Linked DNA regions of Homo sapiens: region 2 is linked to region 1. Evidence: read pairs that join two places in POLR2A ChIA-PET (ENCODE). Cell type or tissue: A673. All regions are shown on one strand. Links, peaks and the distances in the headings refer to the core of each region. The heading gives the core; the rest is flanking DNA. Region 1 overlaps CATSPERT (catsper channel auxiliary subunit tau). Region 2 overlaps MPP4 (MAGUK p55 scaffold protein 4).

Region 1 (8,000 bases), core at 1-8,000:
GGGTGAATCACAAGGTCAGGAGTTCGAGACCAGCCTGACCAACATGGTGAAACCCCATCTTTACTAAAAATACAAAATTTAGCCGGGCATGGTGTCGCACGCCTGTAATCCCAGCTACTCAGGAGGCTGAGGCAGGAGAATCGCTTGAACCCGGGAGGCAGAGGTTGCAGTCAGCCAAGATCGTGCCACTGCACTCCAGCCTGGGTGACAGAGCAAGACTCTGTCTCAAAAAAAAAGAAAGAAAGAAAGAAAGAAATATTAGCTAATAATTTTTCATAACTAATGAACATCATCAATCCAGGTTAAGCAGCCAATAAATCCCAACATAATATACAGAAACCCAAATACAAACACATCAGAGTGAAATTAGAAGAAAAAAATATATAACACACACAGAAAGAGGAAGATACATTATTTTCAAAGGTGACAGACTGACAAGTGACTTCTCTTCAACAAATATGGAAGCTAAGAGATAGTGAAATACTTCAGAAAATAACTGCAAATTTACAATTCTATACTCAAAAAAAATTTCATTCAAAAATGAGAATGACATAAAGACCTGCAAACTAACAAAAGAACAGAAAACCAAACACCGCATGTTCTCACTCATAAGTGGGAGTTGAACAATGAGAACACATGGACACAGGGGAGGGGAACATCACACACCAGGGCCTGTCGAGGGGTGGGGGGATAAGGGAGGGATAACCTTAGGAGAAATACCTAATGTAGATGACGGTATGATGGGTGCAGCAAACCACCATGGCACGTGTATACCTATGTAACAAACCTGCACGTTCTGCACATGTATCCCAGAACTTAAAGTATTAAAAAAAAAATTCCCTACAGAACAAGAAAAAAAAAAAAAAAGACCAGGCAAACAAAATCATTATGTCACCAACTAACTCTCATAGGAAAAATAATTTTAAATAAATAGTTCTGACAGAAGGTAACTGACCCCAGGAGGATGATCTGAGCTGTAAGAAAAGTTAAAGTGGCAAATATGTAGGTAAACTAAACAAATATAGACTATATTAAATAAATACAAATTACAACTCAAGGGAATTAAAAATACAAAAAAAAGAGACAATAATAACATATTAGTTGAGGGTGATAAATGGAATTAAAGTTTCTAAGATCCTTGCTCTTCCCAGGAGAAGGATGAAAGATGAGGATATTGTTAAACATTGGATTTGATAAGCATACATAATTTCTATGATAGCCATTTTTAAAAAGAGTAGTGTATAATCTCCAAAACAAGAAAGAAGAAAAATGGAATGAAATTGTAAAATACAGTTGACCCTTGAACAACATGGTTTGAGCTGCATGCGTCCACTTACACATGGTTTTTCAATAAAAGTTAGACCCAATGTGCCTGCCTCTCCTGCCTCTCCTTCTACCTCCTCCACCTCTTCCTCCTCCGCCACCCTTGAGACAGCAAGACCAACCTCTCTTCTTTCTCAGCCTGCTCAATGTGAAAACGACAAGAATGAAGACCTTTATGATGATCCTCTTCCACTTAATGAACAGTAAATACGCTTTCTCTTCCCTATGATTTTTTTAACGTTTTCTTTTCTCTAGTTGCGTTATTGTAAGAATACAGTATATAATACATAACATACAAAATATGTGTCGATCAACTGTTTATGTTATTGGTAAAAATTCTAGTCAACAGTAGACTATTAGTAGTCTACTGACTGGGGAAGTCAGTTTTGACTGCAGAGGGGGGTCAGTGCCTCAGTGCCTGTGTTGTCCAAGCATCAACCGTACTCAATCCCAGAGATGAAGAAAAGAAGACAAAAGAGGAAAGAAGAAAAAAATAATCCATGGTTCAATTGGGATAAATAGAAAGCACAAAAGAAGGTAATAGATTTAAACTCAAATATATTATAATTATATAAAATGTAACAGATGCTACAGTAACGTTACATACATTAACATTACATATATTAACTACTACACTAACAGATGTAGATAAAATAAAAAGACTGTCAGACTGGATATTTTAAATCTATATTCAGTTTACAAAAGATACAGATAAAACATAATGTAATTTATATTTTTCTAATATAATATTCTATTTCATCAATATTTTCAAATTTTTAGCATAGAGTTATATATGGTATTCTCTTACAGTTTTTAACTGCCTTCATATTTATACCTATATTCCAAATTTTGCATAATTTTCTTAATGAGACTTACCAGAATTGTGCCTACTGTGTTACTTTTATTACTAATTAGCTTTTGTATTGTTACATTTCTTTAACATCTATACTGTTGTAAATACCTCATTTATTTCTTTTGTTACTAATTTCTTCCTCTTGATTTCCTAAAGTTTTACTGTCATTTTCTAAGTTCTCAAATTTAATGCTAATTTAGTTTCCACACTCATCTTCCTCCCTCCTTCCCCCCTTCTCCCTGGCTCCCTCCCTCTCTTTCTCCTTTCTTCCTTCCTAATACAATTTTGTTTAACTTTTAGTGGTTGCTGTAGGGATTATAATATGGATCTTTCACATATCACAATGTATCTTGAATTAAAATTAAACCACCATGTCCAATAGCATAATTCTATTTACACCTCCTCATTCTCTGTGCTATTCTGGCCATGTATTGCACTTCTACATATGCTACAATTCCTATCATTCATTGACATTATTGTGTTTTTAAATAATAAAACTCAATTGTCTTTTGGATAAATTTTTTTAATAGTCTTGTATTTTTACCCACTCATTTACCATTTCTAGTGCTCTTCCTTCCTGTATATCTGGGCTTCTATCTGGGATCATTTGTCTTCAACCTGAAGCTTTCTTTGATATTTATTACAATGCAGGTCTTCTAGATACAAATTCTCTCAGCTTTTGTCTTTCACCATCTTTTTGAAGTATATTCTCACTGAATATAGAAATCTAGGCTGAATTTCCCCGCCTCCCAGCATTCTAAAGCTGGCATTCTCTTGTCCTCCGATTTACATTGTTTCTGATGGAGAGTCAGCTGATATTCTTATTGTTGTGCATCTGAATGTAATGTGTTTTTCCCTCCTCTGGCTGCCTTTAAGATTTTCTCATTATCTTTTGTTTTCAGCAGTTTGAATGGGACGTACATATGTGTGATCATTTCTGTACTTACTCACTTAAGGTTCACTGAGTTTCTTGAATCTATGGATGGATTTTTAATCAATTTGGGGAAGACTTAGGTCATTAGTTCTTTAAATATTTCCTCTTCTGGATTCAAATAAAGACAACCAGAAACGACAAGGGGGATATTGCCACTGACCCCACAAAAATACAAACAACCATTAGAGAATATTATGAACACCACTATGCAAATAAACTAGAAAATCTCCAAGAAATGGATAAATTCATGGTCACATATACCCTCCCAAGACTGAACCAGGAAGAAACTGAATCCCTGAATAGACCAATAACAAGCTCTGAAATTGAAGCAATAATAAATAGCCTACCAACCAGAAAAAGCCCAAGACCAGATGAATTCATAGCTGAATTCTACCAGATGTACAAAGAAGAGCTAGTACCATTCCTACTGAAACTATTCCCCAAAATTGAGCAGAAGGGACGCCTCCCTAACTCATTCTATGAGGCCAGCATCACCCTGATGAAAACTTGGCAGAGATTCAACAAAAAAGAAAACTTTAGGCCAATATCCTTGATGAACATTGATGCAAAAATCCTCAACAAAATACTGGCAAACTGAATTTAGCAGCAGATCAAAAAGCTTGCCCACCACTGTCAAGTAGGCTTTATCCTTGGGATGCAAGGTTGGTTTGACGTATACAAATCAATAAATGTGATCAATCGCATAAACAGAACTAAAGACAAAACCCACATGATTATCTCAATAGATGCAGATAATGCAGCTATTGAATAAAATTCAATACCATTCATGTCAAACACTCTCAATAAACTAGGTATTGAAGGACCATACCTCAGAATAATAAGAAAGATATTATTATTCTGAGGTATGGTCCTTCAATACCTAGTTGAAACCCACAGCCAACATCACACTGAATGGGCAATGGTTCCCTACTCTTTTTTTTTTTTTAACAAACCTCAACTTTATTCAGCTGATGTGCTTCAAAAACAATGGATGTAAATCCAAACCAATTCCCTATTCCCCTTAAAAACTGGCACAAGACAAGGATGCCCTCTCTCACCACTCCTAGTCAACATAGCATTGGAAATCCTGGCCAGGGCAATCAGGCAAGTAAAAGAAATAAAAGGTATCCCAATAGGAACAGAGGAAGTCAAACTATCCGTTTGCAGATGACATAATCCTACATCTACAAAACCCCATAGTCTCACCCCAAAAGCTTCTAAAACTGATAAACAACTTCAGCAAAGTCCTAGGATACAAAATCAATGTGCAAAAATCACTAGCATTCCTATACACCAACAACAAGCCAAGAACTGAATCAGGAATGAACTCCCATTCACAACTGCTATAAAAAGAATAAAATACCTAGGAGTACAGCTAACTAGAGAGGTGAAAGATCTCTACAAGGAGAACTACAAACCACTGCTCAAAGAAGTCAGGGATGACACAACAAATGGTAGAACATTCCATGCTCATGCATAGAAAGAATCAATATCATTAAAATGGCCATTACTGCCCAAATAAATTTATAGATTCAATGCTATTCTTATTAAACCCCCATTGAGATTCTTCAAAGAACTAGAGAAAACTACTTTAAAATTCATATAGAACCAAAAAAGAGCCCAAATAACCAAAGCAATCCTAAGCAAAAATAACAAAGCTAGAGGCATCACACTACCCAACTTCAAACTATACTACAGGGCTACGTAACCAAAACAGCATGGTACTGGTACAAAAACAGACACATAGACCAAAGGAACAGAACAGAGAACCCAGAAATAAGACCACACACCTACAACTATCTGATCTTTGACAAACCTGACAAAAACAACCAATAGGGAAAGGATTCCCTATTCAATAAATGGTGCTGGGATAACTGGCGAGCCATATGCAGAAGATTGAAACTGGACCTCTACCTTATACCATATACAAAAATTCACTCAAGATTGATTAAATATTTAAATGTAAAACCCAAAACTATAATATAAAAACCCAGGAAGACAACCTAAGCAATACCATTCAGGACATAGGCAGGGACAAAGATTTCATCATGAAGACACCAAAAGCAATCTCAACAAAAGCAAAAATTGACAAATGGGATCTAATTAAACTAAAGAGCTTCTGCACAGCAAAATAATCAACAGAGTAAACAGACAACCTAAAGAATGGGGGAAAATTTTTGCAAACTATGCATCTAACAAAGGTCTAATATCCAGCATCTATATGGAACTTAAACAAATTTACAAGAAAAAAACAAACAACCCCATTAAAAAGCAGACAAAGGACATAAACGGATACTTTTCTTTTTATTTATTTATTTATTTATTTATTATTATTATACTTTAAGTTTTGGGGTACATGTGCACAATGTGCAGGTTAGTTACATATGTATACATGTGCCATGCTGGTGCACTGCACCCAATAACTCATCCTCTAGCATTAGGTATATCTCCCAATGCTATCCCTCCCTCCTCCCCCCACCCCACAACAGTCCCCAGAGTGTGATGTTCCCCTTCCTGTGTCCATGTGTTCTCATTGTTCAATTCCCACCTATGAGTGAGAATATGTGGCGTTTGGTTTTTTGTTCTTGCGATAGTTTACTGAGAATGATGATTTCCAATTTCATCCATGTCCCTACAAAGGACATGAACTCATCATTTTTTATGGCTGCATAGTATTCCATGGTGTATATGTGCCACATTTTCTTAATCCAGTCTATCATTGTTCGACATTTGGGTTGGTTCCAAGTCTTTGCTATTGTGAATAATGCCGCAATAAACATATGTGTGCATGTGTCTTTATAGCAGCATGATTTATAGTCCTTTGGGTATATACCCAGTAATGGGATGGCTGGGTCAAATGGTATTTCTAGTTCTAGATCCCTGAGGAATGGCCACACTGACTTCCACAATGGTTGAACTAGTTTACAGTCCCACCAGCAGTGTAAAAGTGTTCCTATTTCTCCACATCCTCTCCAGCACTTGTTGTTTCCTGACTTTTTAATGATTGCCATTCTAACTGGTGTGAGATGGTATCTCATTGTGGTTTTGATTTGCATTTCTCTGATGGCCAGTGATGGAGAGCATTTTTTCAAGTGTTTTTTGGCTGCATAAATGTCTTCTTTTGAGAAGTGTCTGTTCATGTCCTTTGCCCACTTTTTGATGGGGTTGTTTTTTTCTTGTAAATTTGTTTGAGTTCATTGTAGATTCTGGATATTAGCCCTTTGTCAGATGAGTAGGTTGCGAAAATTTTCTCCCATTTTGTAGGTTGCCTGTTCACTCTGATGGTAGTTTCTTTTGCTGTGCAAGAAGCTCTTTAGTTTAATTAGATCCCATTTGTCAATTTAGGCTTTTGTTGCCATTGCTTTTGGTGTTTTAGACATGAAGTCCTTGCCCATGCCTATGTCCTGAATGGTAATGCCTAGGTTTTCTTCCAGGGTTTTTATGATTTTAGGTCTAACGTTTTAAGTCTTTAATCCATCTTGAATTGATTTTTGTATAAGGTGTAAGGAAGGGATCCAGTTTCAGCTTTCTACATATGGCTAGCCAGTTTTCCCAGCACCATTTATTAAATAGGGAATCCTTTCCCCATTGCTTGTTTTTCTCAGGTTTGTCAAAGATCAGATAGTTGTAGATATGTGGCGTTATTTCTAAGGGCTCTGCTCTGTTCCATTGATCTATATCTCTCTTTTGGTACCAGTACCATGCTGTTTTGGTTACTGTAGTCTTGTAGTATAGTTCGAAGTCAGGTAGTGTGATGCCTCCAGCTTTGTTCTTTTGGCTTAGGATTGACTTGGCAATGCGGGCTCTTTTTTGGTTCCATATGAACTTTAAAGTAGCTTTTTCCAATTCTGTGAAGAAAGTCATTGGTAGCTTGATGGGGATGGCATTGAATCTGTAAATTACCTTGGGCAGTATGGCCATTTTCACGATATTGATTCTTCCTACCCATGAGCATGGAATATTCTTCCATTTGTTTGTATCCTCTTTTATTTCCTTGCTCAGTAGTTTGTAGTTCTCCTTGAAGAGGTCCTTCACATCCCTTGTAAGTTGGATTCCTAGGTATTTTATTCTCTTTGAAGCAATTGTGAATGGGAGTTCACTCATGATTTGGCTCTCTGTTTGTCTGTTATTGGTGTATAAGAATGCTTGCGATTTTTGTACATTGATTTTGTATCCTGAGACTTTGCTGAAGTTGCTTATCAGCTTAAGGAGATTTTGGGCTGAGACAATGGGGTTTTCTAGATATACAATCATGTCGTCTGCAAACAGGGACAATTTGACTTCCTCTTTTCCTAATTGAATACCCTTTATTTCCTTCTCCTGACTAATTGCCCTGGCCAGAACTTCCAACACTATGTTGAATAGGAGTGGTGAGAGAGGGCAACCCTGTCTTGTGCCAGTTTTCAAAGGGAATGCTTCCAGTTTTTGCCCATTCAGTATGATATTGGCTGTGGGTTTGTCATAGATAGCTCTTATTATTTTGAAATACGTCAATACCTAATTTATTGAGAGTTTTTAGCATGAAAGGTTGTTGAATTTTGTCAAAGGCCTTTTCTGCATCTATTGAGATAATCATGTGGTTTTTGTCTTTGGTTCTGTTTATATGCTGGATTACATTTATTGATTTGCATATATTGAACCAGCCTTGCATCCCAGGGATGAAGCCCACTTGATCATGGTGGATAAGCTTTTTGATGTGCTGCTGGATTCGGTTTGCCAGTATTTTATTGAGGATTTTTGCATCAATGTTCATCAAGGATATTGGTCTAAAATTCTCTTTTTTGGTTGTGTCTCTGCCCGCCTTTGGTATCAGGATGATGCTGGCCTCATAAAATGAGTTAGGGAGGATTCCCTCTTTTTCTATTTATTGGAATAGTTTCAGAAGGAATG
Region 2 (12,461 bases), core at 1,753-9,752, 74 kb after region 1:
GCTCTGGGCCAGGCATTGTCTTGGGTGCTGGCGATAGATGGCTCAACTAATCCAAGGCCACTTTCTCATGAAATCTACATTTTGTAGAAGAAGAGAGACAAACATAAAAAACAACAAAAAATAAGTACTCATAAGAAGATGAGGTAGATAGAGAGTGATGGGGGTGCTTTTTTAGATAGGCAGTAAGGTTGGAGTATCTCTGAAAGGTTGGCGTTGAGCAGACATCTGGAGGAAGGCAGGGAGCCACATCAGGAAGCCTCTGCAGAGACGGGCAAGCCAGGCCAAGGGAACAGCAAGTGCAGTGGTGCAGAGAAACGAACTGTGCTTGGAGCATTTGAGGAACAGCAAGGAAGCCTGTATAGCTGCAGGGCGGTAAGCAACAGGGAGTATGGAAATAGGGTCAGGGAAGTGGCTGGAGCCAGATCACACAGGGCCTCTGAAAGTGTTGGATTGTTGTGGAAGTGTGATGGGAAGCTGTTGGTAGTGACATGATTTGATTCATGTTTCTGAAAGACTCCTCTGGTTGGTGTAAACCGTAGGGAGAGCAAGTGTGGCCTCAGGAGAGAGCAGTTAGGAAGCTACTGCAGTGGTCTGGGTGGGAGATGAGGGTGGCTTGGGCCAGGGTAGAAAGAGTGGAGCAGGCTCATTTTTCACATTTTTCAGGTGGTTTCACTAAGACACAGACAGGTTAGGTGGTTGCTTAGGACTGTGTGATCAGTGCAAAGTTGGACACATGGGTCATGATTTCTAAGCTCCTAGATTCCTGCTTAATCTGCCTTTCGAATCATAGGGCTTTCTGGTATCTTCAGAGCTGTTTCCAGGTGCTCTCAGTAGACAGAGTTAGCAACTCTATGTGTACATATAAATACACATGCACATTTCGATCTATATTTGTATGTCTATATATTGAAAACCATGAGTTCACACCAGTACATACAATGTCAATCCAACACTACAGGATTCATTCTAGACTTCCCCTTTCCATGTTTGTAACTCCCTTCTCTAACAGTGAGAACCCTGGCCCTTGTTTTTTTTTTGTTTTTTTGTTTTTTTTTGCTTATTGTATCAATCAAGAGCACTTAAATGTGCAAGATAGGGGACAGACAGTGTTGATAGCCTCGCACAAAGTGTCAGAGCCCAAGCTAGATGAGGCGGGCATCTTTGTAAAGCCTGTTGGGTATCAGAGGCCAAGTGATGGCAGCTGCCCTCTTGATTTTACTCTGCCTCTGACAATTGGCACCAGGCTACCATTGTCCCCTGCACAGATGCCTTCTTCACCCTGCTCATGCTCCTTACTCTCCACCTTTGTGTAGCTGCCTACTCTGCTCAGCTCTACCTAATAGCTTTTAGGCTGAATGATTCTGAAAGCAATACAGAAAGGTGGCCCCTTGTTTTTTTTTTTTTTGTTTTTTTTTTTTCACGCTCCCCTGATGATTCCAAAATGCATCCAGCTTGGGAACCAACCTTCTAGACCCTGCGGCTCTGCTAGTTTTCCCCTGCCTCCCTATAGAAGGAAGCCCAGAGCGGTTTTACATGAGTGGTACCTGGTCCTTCACAAAGCTCTGCCCAGGTGACAGATGATAGAAATGTGGCCATAAGAAGTAAGTTTAAAAGTCAGAGACTTTGTCTCTTTAGCATAAGATAAATAGGTTACGAAACAGTCTGGAAGAAAACAAAAAGATTTGTGTTTGATGAGTAATTAATAGATAACCCAGTGGAAATTAGATGAATAACAATGAATAATTAATGGATCAGAATATTGACAAGAAAAAAGGACAGAAAGAAAAGGAAACTAGAATGAGGAACAGGTCTGGAAATGTTCATTAGCAAAAGAAACTTTCAAAACAGTGTCAGGTTTGGAAACATAATTTAACAAGTGACAGAGACCCACCTCTTGTTAATTTATCACCTACCTATAAAGAACTTCTGACCGTAGCCAACAAACTCCTCCTTGTCTGAAACACAAAGAACAGATGGAGCAGAATATGTGAGAGCGAGAAGTTTATTCAGAATAAATTCATGAAATCATTTTCAACTTTTCAAGTGACCACCTTAGTAGACGGCAGCAGAGTTGAATTTATCCTTGAGTGGCTCACCGAATGTTCTAAGCATTTTTCATCCTATTATTCACACACAACAAACTATAGGGACGCACTTCACAGAATTTGAGCGTTACACTGAATGTATTCTGTCTAGTATGGTTAAAGCCAAAACGAGTTTATTAATTTTTTAAGATAAGTTTCCTTAGGATATGTTTAAAAATACATACCCAGTTCTTATGTTTTTACTATGATTCAGTATCATATAACTTTAAATAAGCATAAAGTAGCTTTTTGTTCTTCTCCCTCCCTGCCTACCCCCCTGCTGTTGTTGCTCACTCTGGAGTGCAATGGCACGATCTCGGCCACTGCAACCTCCACCTCCTGGGTTCAAGTGATTCTCCTGCCTCAGCCTCCCGAGTTGCTGGGATTCCAGGCACGCACCACCATGCCCGGCTAATTTTTGTATTTTTAGTAGAGATGGAGTTTCACCATGTTGGTCAGGCTGGTCTTGAACTCCTGACCTCAGGTGATCCACCCACCTCAGCCTCCCAAACTGCTGGGATTACAGGGATTACGCCCGGCCTTGTTCTTGACCATACTGTGTTTATAATTTTTTTTTTCTGCAAGTCCTGTAATTAATCTCTTTGCTAGATATGGGTTTTTATTTTCTCCCTCTTAAAAGGGTTCATTCTATATAAGATAAGATTTGCTCTGTGGCTGCCAAATGTTTCTGACTGGCCAGGACTCTGAGAGACAAAATGAGGAAAACTGTGCCCACTGCCTCTGAAGCATCTAGAGATAGTTCAAACTCCTGTTTCTCCTTTCATTGAGATCTCAGGAAAAAACTCCAGAAAAAAAGTTATTAAGAAAATTATTTTCAAATTACTTTTTACTTAAGTTCCTTCTCAAATATACAGCTCTGCTCTGATCATTGAAATAATATATAGCCAGGTGCAGTGGCTCATGCCTGTAATCCTAGCACTTTGGGAGGCCGAGGGTGGCAGATCACTTGAGGTCAGGAGTTCGAGACCAGCCTACCCAACATGGTGAAACCCCGCCTTTACTAAAAATACAAAAAATTAGCCAGGTGTGGTGGCTTGTGCCTGTAGTCCCAGCTACTTGGGAGGCTGAGGCAGGAGAATCACTTGAACTTGGGAGATGGAGGTTGCAGTAAGCTGAGATCATACCACTGCACTCCAGTCTGGGCAACAGAGAGAGACTTCGTCTCAAATATAAACATATATATAAAATATAAAGAGCATTTGTTAATAGAATGAACTGACATATGCAACCTTTTTTCTTAACCTTTTTTTTTTAAGTGTTTTAAAATACATAGAAAGAAAACACACCAATATCAATTCCATCTTCTGGTAAGTAAGTATATTTTCTCACTTAGATATGTCAGTAAGTTTAAAAGGAAATGTTTTCTTGGGGATACATTCATAAAGCTTAATTATTTTTATTGTTCTTTTAAATGTTGTCTATGAAACTGAATATTTAATCATTGATTTCACCCACAAAATGTCATATCCTTGGAGAACCTCACAAACTTAGTTTGGAAGTGTGTTTCCTCGGGAAAAAATGTAAATATGAGGGGAAAACCATAAACAACAACAAATTCCGTATCTTCATCTTAAACATTATCCAGTCAAGTATTCATTTTTGAGGCACTGAAAGATCTTAAACATAGTTCTATTTGGTATATCTAGGAAATAAAAACAATTACCTTCTGAAAGTTCCTCTGGATATTTGGGTAAGTGCAGAAACAGACATGAAAAAGTTAAGCCTTTAAGAAGATCATGTTAGCCATCAAATCAAGGCAAATGACATAAGCAAGACGTGCACGTCACCACTAGCAAAAGGTAACTCGGGTAAGGCCTGGCAAGGCAAATGATCACCACATGATTGGGACTGAGAAACTGGTTTGCCCTGACTCTGCTGCTTGGGACAGTAACTTTTTCTGAAAGTTGCCTATCAAGACTCTCCCTGAAGGCTTTTTAACTCAGGAAGACTCTACTTGGTTGGCACAAAATAGGGCTTCAAAGGGAGAAGTTAAAGGAAAGCAACAGGTTTGAGCCTTCTCCCTCCTCTCTCCCCGAGGCAGTATTGCAGCAGCTCTGTGAAGGGGAGGAAGTGGTAGAAATGGTGCTGCTGCTGGGTGCTGCAGCAGCCTCTGGCCCAAGCGAGGGTCCTCATTCCTTCCCCTTCCTGGGTCTCACACACTTCCATCCCCAGCTGCCCCATGAAGACAGAGGAAACCAAATACAAAGCAAACTGTTTTCTTTGTTTTCTAGATATCACAAAATAGCCATATTCTGTTTTTTGGTTTGTTTTGAGATGCAGTCCCCTCTGTCACCCAGGCTGGAGTGCAATGGTGCTATCTTGGCTCACTGCAATCTCTGTCTCCCAAGTTCAAGCAATTCTCTTGCCTCAACCTCCTGAGTAGCTGGGATTATAGGCATGAGCCACCACGCCTGGCTAATTTTTGTATTTTTAGTAGAGACGGGGTTTCATCATGTTGGCCAGGCTGGTCTCGAACTCCTGACCTCAAGTGATCTGCCTGCCTCGGCCTCCCAAAGTGCTGGGATTAGAGGCGTGAGCCACCATATCCAGCCTTTTTTTTTTTTTTAATGACGCTTCTGATTAAATAAACCATACAATCACCTCGTCACCTCCTGGGGAAATTCAAGGAAGTCATACTATACTTTATTCAGACTACAGACCGAAACTGAAGAACCTTAACTGCTCACTAAGCAGTCTAAGTAACAGAATTAAGCATCATGGAATGAATGCCAAGGGTTCTATGCTTAGAAAATATGCCAGCTGGGTGCTAACTGTTCCTTAATTGAGCTCCTCAGAGAGCTGGGTTCAGAACGTATCGATGCTTGAGAGTTCTCACTTTTCCAGCTGAGAGGAGTCCACAAGGGGCGTTTTACAGTAGGCACCTCCCTCTGCAGTGCTGTTCTCAAAAGAACTGGCTGCTGACTCCCCCAAGGAACAAGATTTCACAATAATAATGCCCGCTAACACTTGTGTAGCACTTCCTGTGTACCAGGCACTGTTCTAAGCACTTTATTCATATAAATTATTGTTGCCATTTTAGAGGTGAGGAACCTGAAGGGCAGAGAGGTTAAGAGCCAGAGAACCCGCAGTTAGTGAGTAATGAACCCAGGGTTCAAACTGGCCAATCTGGCTGGAGTCGGTGGTCTCACCCACTGCTTCTCCTTCCACAGACCCGCAAACACTCCCCGGCCTCAACCTCAGCCTTCACATGTGGAGTGTTTTCCAGTGGGACAGAACAAAGAAGGATGAGAATAAGCTAGGGGAATTAAAAACTAAGCCAAATGGGCAAGTATAAATAATCAATTAAATTATTTCTAACAGGCCAACCATCTAACGGAAAATAGGAAATTTTGAAACAACATAAATGTAAATAATTTAGAAAAGTGGTTCACAACTCATCTGTCTCAATGCTTTCTTTTTTTATAACTAATATTTGTAGCCATCTCTCTACTTTTATGAAAGGAAATTAATAGATGGCATAATCTACCACACATGTAATTTTAAAAATCAATACAATGCTCCAGCTGTAACATTAAAAAACATTTTAAAAGAAGTAATTTATATTTTAAAATATATATATATTTTAAAAGTATATATATACAAGGCAGACGGATCACTTGAGATCAGGAGTTCGAGACTAGCCTGAGCAACATGGAAACCCGTCTCTACTAAAAATACAAAAATTAGCTGGGTGTTGTGGTGCACACCTGTAATCCCAGCTACTCAGGAGGCTGAGGCACAAGAATCACTTGAGCCTGGGGGATGGAGATTGCAGTGAGCCCAGATCACACCACTGCACTCCAGCCTGGGTGACAGAGTGAGACTCTGTCTCAAAAAAAAAAAAAAAAAAAAGTATATATATCAAAATATAAATCCTTGGGCATAACATATTTGGAAGACCTAAGAAACTACTAGATGCTTATATTAATATTTACTTATAACGAAGCATGGATTCAAGAGAAGTAAGAAAATCAGAAAATATTCCTTATATGAAGTACAGAAAAATAGAAAAGAAACAGGTGGACACTAGAATAAAAAGTGTTTTGGTAAGTAATAAAAGGCTAGATTTATTTGTATGTGATAAGAGAAAGAAGAAAATTGCCTTAATTGGGGTAAAGATAATATGCCAAAGCAATTAGAGACCAATGAAATGGGAGAAAATGAGGAAAAATAATATACTTGGAATTGGATAAGTCATGTTAACATGCCCCAGCAGGTTTGCAGTTTAAAAATAAAATTCTGTGGGGCCTATTTTGTTTTTAATGATGTCAACATTATTTTGAGGGACAGACACTTGATACCATATGTCATCAATAATAACAAATAATATATTAAAGAAAAAGAAAATTAATTCAGTATAGATATACTTTCCAGTTTATTTACTAGCAATATCGAATAAACAGGATACGTGGAATAAATCATTCAATAATTGCAAGGCAATGCCTGCATTCTGTTTGAATGTCTCTCTCTGTAATGACTGTCTTCTAAACCACTGTGCTTCTCATGCTAAATCTTATGAAAACTTTTTGTGTGTTGAAAAATGACGCTTTTATATTTGTAACGAGTTTTGTCCAGCAGGACATTCAGAAGATACGTGGGTCAAGAGACACCAGTTAAAGGCCAGGAGTATCCGCAATCAATGTGACAATAAAAAAATGCTCCCAAAAAGTTCCAAAATGCTACATCAGGGACAGTACTAGCCCTGTGAGAAGTACTGGCTAAGGTAAAATCTACATCTCACAACTGCACTGTTGCTGTATTTTTTAAAATACATTTTACTGGGACCAGGTGTGGTGGCTCACTTTGGGAGGTCAAGGTGGGAGAACCACTCGAGGCCTGGAGTTGGAGACAAGCCTGAGCAACACAGTGAGACCCTGTATCTACAAAAAATTGAAAAATTAGCCACGCATGGTGGCATGGGACTGTAGTCCCAGCTACTTGGGAGGCTAAAGTGGGAGGATCACCTGAGCCAAGGAAGTCAAGGCTGCAGTGAGCTATGATCATACCACTTGCACCTCACCTTGGGCAACAGACTGAGACCTTGTCTCAAAATAAATAAATAAATTAGCCAGGTGTAATGGCATATGCCTGTAGTTCCAGCTGTTTGGAAGGCTGAGGTGGGAGGATCACTTGAGCTCAGGAATTCGAGGCTGCAATGAGCCATGATCACACCACTGCACTCCAGCCTGAGTGACAGAGAGACCTTGTCTCAAAAAAATTAAAAATTAAAATTAAAAATAAATTTTATAATGTATATTTGAGGTTGACAACATGATGTGGGATACACGCAGTTACTTTTTAATTTTTTAATGTTGATATATTTAAACAGTTATTATAAATATGTGTATAAATTGCATCAAAATTTAGAATATACATTTAAAAATCAGTACCAAATACTCATTTTTTACTTACCAGATTCAAATGTTTCTTCATCTATGATTTTTCATGGAGGCAAAAATCAAAAATGTTATTACATGACCATCTACACTGAGTCTATATTTTAAGTCTAATTCTCTGGCCCCTACTTCTGCCCATACACCACCTTTGTAAAGTTTTTTTCCTAAATCAAGGTCGAATCGATGGTGTCTCTATGGCATATATCAGCTTTACATGAAACACATGGTATTCGGCAGTTGAGCCATGATGACAGTCAGGGGTGCAGCAGGAGCTCAAAATAAATAAAATAATAGAAGGTGAATAAAATAAAATGTAAAAAGCAGCTCAGAGGGAAGGGGAAAGTGGAATGTCAGGGAAATCCCTAGAGACTGTTGGATACTGCTCGGCTTTGCTGCAGAGGGCTTGCCGATGTAGGAGGGGTGCACCCTGCCTGAAGAGTTGCGGACCCACAAACGGGGGTGATGACGAGGAGAGTGAGCATATGAATGACTTGATTACGTAGGCTTGATCAGGTGGCTGAGAAGGATGTGAGATAAACCAACTTCCGCATTAGTTAAAACAACTCTTGTTAGCATTTTAAAGAGAGATTAAGGATTAAGAAACATACATGGAGGGTAATTTGAAATACATGGCAACATTACCAATGCATGCGTCCTTGGATCAGGCAATGCTGCATCTAAGGTATTCTCATGCATGTAAAATGATATAGTTATAAGGCAATTCATTGTAGCACTGTTTATAATAGAAACAAATGGACATAACACAATGCCTACAAATAAATGATTGTATAAGTATACAATAACCAATAAGCTGTTAAAAAAATAAAACAAGGCTCTTTATGTGCTAAGATAGAGTCACCTCCAAGATACAGAATGTTAAGTTGGAAAAGCCAGGAACAGAACAGTGTGCATATCTTGCTATCAAAGAGTATGTGCATTTGGATTTGGAAAAAAAGATGGGGGTGATGAAGGGGGAAGGAGAAATACATACATCATTGCTTTTTTTTTTTTTTTTTTTTGAGACGGAGTCTCGCTCTGTCGCCCAGGCTGGAGTGCAGTGGCGCAATCTCGGCTCACTGCAAGCTCTGCCTCCCGGGTTCACGCCATTCTCCTGCCTCAGCCTCCTGAGTAGCTGGGATTACAGGCGCCCGCCACCACGCCTGGCTAATTTTTTTTTCTATTTTTTTAGTAGAGGCAGGGTTTCACTGTGTTAGGCAGGATGGTCTGCATCTGCTGACCTCGTGATCCGCCCACCTCGGCCTCCCAAAGTGCTGGGATTACAGGCATGAGCCACCACGCCCGGCCACATCATTGCTTTTATGTGCACAGAATATGTCTGGGGTGATACTGAAGAAACTATTAAAATTTATTGCCCCAAGAAAGAAAAATGAGTAGGAGAACATGGAAAGAGAGGAACTTCTTACTGAATATACCTTTGTAGTTATTAAATTTTGAACTATGTGAATTGTTACCTAATAAAAATATAATGGAAATTGTAGAAAAGAAATGAATATTACTGCAAGTTTAAAAAAATGTATACTTGGTAAAATAAACATAATGTCAGCAGTATTCTGCTGTTGCTCTGGAAAATATATGTGAATCATTGAAATGCCCACTGTTTTAAAATTTTACATTGTTCTCTCACTTCTAAAAACTAGACTAGCCTGTAAAGCAAAGACAGATTCACCTGTCAGACTAAGGTTCTCCAACTGGTCTCCTAACAAAATCCTAGTGATTCTTAAGCCAATCTTAGTTCTGCCACTAAATTTGAAAAATCTTTTCCCAATTTACAAAAAAATTAAAGAGTAGAAATGTAAAAAACTTTCATGCATGTCTCATCATTTTGGAACCTACTACTATTTATCTATACTAGAATCCACCAGAAGATGGCATCAAACTTAATAATAAAATATATATATTGCTCTTTAAAAATTTGATACTGCAATATTTTATGGTATTTCACAAAGAGCAGAGGTTTCCAAGTGTTCTACCATCGGATATGCTGAGAGTTACTAAGTGTTCTTGAGATCATTTACAAAGCACTGCTTTCTAGAACATTTTCTAGTAGATCAGTGGGAACCTGGAGACATTACCACAGCTTCTCCTTCCAAGTGCCAGAACTACAGAAGATAGATGGGGGTGGAGGGTCATTTTACACATTTCTAGAGGAAAGGCCCATGGCCCCTTTGGACACCTCTGCTTCAGATAATCTATAATTGACATGCTTCATATTTCTTCTAACAGCAAAGCAATCAAGAGAAAATGTTACCTGCTTCCACACATTTCTCATCAATCTTCATGTCATCTTCTATAAAAGAGTATAGAAAGGGAGAAACAGAATTTAAAATGTGTCTGCATTAAAAAGAAAATTCCCGGCCAGGCATGGTGGCTCATGCCTGTGATCCCAGCACTCTGGGAGGCCGAGGCGGGCGGATCACCTGAGATCAAGAGTTCGAGACCAACTTGACCGACATGGTGAAACCATGTCTCTACCAAAAAAAACAAAAATTAGTCGGGTGTGGTAGCACATGCCTATATAATCCCAGCTACGTGGGAGGCTGAGGCAGGAGAATCGTTTGAACCCGGGAGGCAGAGGTTGCAGTGAGTCGAGATAGTGCCATTGCACTCCAGCCTGGGCAACAAGAGCGAAACTCCATCTAAAAATAAAAATAAAAATAAATAAAAATAAATAAAAATAAAAAAAATTCCCTATGTATGTCAATAAAACTCACAAAATACAAATAAAATTAGGTATGTCAATAAAACTCAGTCCACCTTATGATAAATTTACAACTATTGCTTACTTGGAGAGATAAAAAGGGCTCTCCTATATTAAATGAAAATGTATGATGTGGGAGGCTATATAACATAAAATGGTTAAAAATTAAAAACCATAGGCTTTTGAATGCTGCACAAATTAGTTGACCTCTAAGCCTCTGTTCTCCATGTGAAAATGGGGAGAGTAACAGTACCTACCATATAGGCTAGGATTGAGAAAATGCACGAAAAGCTCAGGCATATGGTAAGTACTCAATAAATGTGAATTATCTTTACCTTTAGCTGAAGTATATATAAGAGAATAAAGGAACATAACTTTAAAAACTACTTATCCTAATTCTCAAAACTCTCTACAGCATGATCTAAACCCAGCTTGGAAGGTTGTCATCTGCTTCTCTCCTTCACGCATCTTACGCTACCATTAGAGTGGACATCACAGCCTTTGCTTACACTGTTCCCTGTGCCTGTCATGCTTCTAGGTCCATCCCAAACACTGATCAGAATGAATACCCCCTTGCAGAGCATTTTCTTCCTACTACCTTGAACTGTCTGCTACTGCACATCTATTCTACATCTATAACCATTCGGGGGTTTGCCTTCTTTGTTCTCCTAGACAGCTTCTTGAAGACAGGGACTGCCTCACTAGTTTTTACAGACTCTTAGTACAGTATTTTGCACATAGTGGGCAAATGATAAATTATTTCTTAAATTGAGTTTTCTTTTAAATATCAAAATTGTTGATTTGAATAAAGGTTCTGAATTTTTTCTTTCAGCACTTTACATCTTGTTTCTAGCAGTGCCCAGCACATCCCAGGTGCTCAACAAATACGGATTTAATAAATGAAGCTTATACATGTTCCAAAAGTACATAGTCTGTAAAAGTGTAGTCCAAAGTATAGTCTGTAGAATAAGCTACACTATAAGGTAACCTTTATAACACTATAAGGTGTTATCGCCACCCCTTAAAAACCACATCACTCATTAATGTTTTTAAGTGAAATATGAAAAATTTTATGAAATAACACTGTCTCATACAGGTAGGGACACAGATAAACGAGTGGCATGGTTGAGATTTTCTGCACTGTCATTTGTTTACTTATATTCATTTAGAGATTATTTTCCTAATTAATTAGATTAATTTAATTTCCTAGTTAAATAATTAGATTGTTATTAGCCATCCATAACAACAGTGAGTTCATTAGTTCCCAGTACATAACAAAGTTGTTTTTCTTTAGGGCAAACAAAGACTACAATTTTCATTTTTATTTTACAGAGGAAGGTACAAAAAACCAGGCATGATTATCTAGTAACAGCATGAGAAGCTCTGACTTTTCTGACGCTTGACTCTGGGATCTAAGATAGGGCCACTGATTTTGTTCTCCCCAAATCAATGATTCCACATTATCAGCTAGGATAATGTACTGAATTGTGTTCCCCCCAGTATTCATATGTTGAAGCCCTTGCCCTCAGTATGGCTGTATTTAGAGAGAGGGCCTTTAAGGAGGTAATTAAGGTTAAATGAGGTCATACTGCTGGGGCCTTAATTTGATAGAACTGGTGGCCTTATAAGAAGAAAAAACACATCAGATCAATCGATCTCTCTCTCTTTCTCTTCTCTTCTCTTCTCTTCTCTTCCTCTCTCTCTCTCTCTCTTCTTTCTCTCTCCCTCTCCCTCTCCCTCTAAGGATGCACAGAGGCAACACCACATAAGCACACAGCAAAGAAGGTGGCTGTCTGCAAGCCAGGAAGAGGCCTTACCAGAAACCAACCCTGCTGGAACCTTAATCTTAGACTTCCAGCCTCCAGAACTGTGAGAAAATAAATATCTGTTGTTTAAGCCACTTAGTCTGTGGTATCTTGTTACGGAAGCTCAAGCTAAGACCATGGCCTTATCACCCACCACTACCGTACAGTTCCCAGCTCCTCCCTCCCACCAAGGGCTATGCCCAGGTTGCCCTTCACAACTCTTAACAGTGCAGCCTGTAACATGACCCTGAGTAGACAAACCAGAAGCAGGCACCCTGGACTTGCCCCTCTCTCCCTCACCTTCTTCTCTTGCCCTCCTGTGTCATACACCTTTTTTGTTTTGGGGGGACACAGATTGGAGCCTTGTTCCCATAGATCAGCCTTCAAAAGTCATCTTGCAGTTCTCTGTTTTCCCTTTCCAAATTCAAGGATGAAC

Evidence for each region. Peaks named below come from ENCODE experiments on the same cell type or tissue, not always from the same donor. Only the 100,000 strongest peaks of a DNase experiment are listed, where the experiment ranks them.
Region 2: POLR2A ChIA-PET joins it to region 1 with 13 read pairs; 2 of 35 experiments call an interaction of 5 or more read pairs at or near these places.

The regions. Positions count from the first base shown.
Region 1 is chr2:201,584,556-201,592,555 of GRCh38, forward strand. All of the region lies in intron 4 of CATSPERT (catsper channel auxiliary subunit tau), which reads right to left. Among named protein-coding and RNA genes, the nearest start is that of CATSPERT, 31 kb to the right of the region's middle. In A673, for the core only: no CTCF peak of the experiment used is centred there; no DNase peak of the experiment used is centred there.
Region 2 is chr2:201,656,564-201,669,024 of GRCh38, forward strand. It overlaps MPP4 (MAGUK p55 scaffold protein 4), which reads right to left. Exons shown (of 22, transcript NM_033066.3): 13 at 9,771-9,809; 14 at 7,518-7,538; 15 at 3,769-3,783; 16 at 1,914-1,955. Among named protein-coding and RNA genes, the nearest start is that of TMEM237, 19 kb to the left of the region's middle. In A673, for the core only: a CTCF peak has its summit at 9,404 (motif pointing right); a DNase peak (open chromatin) is centred at 4,988.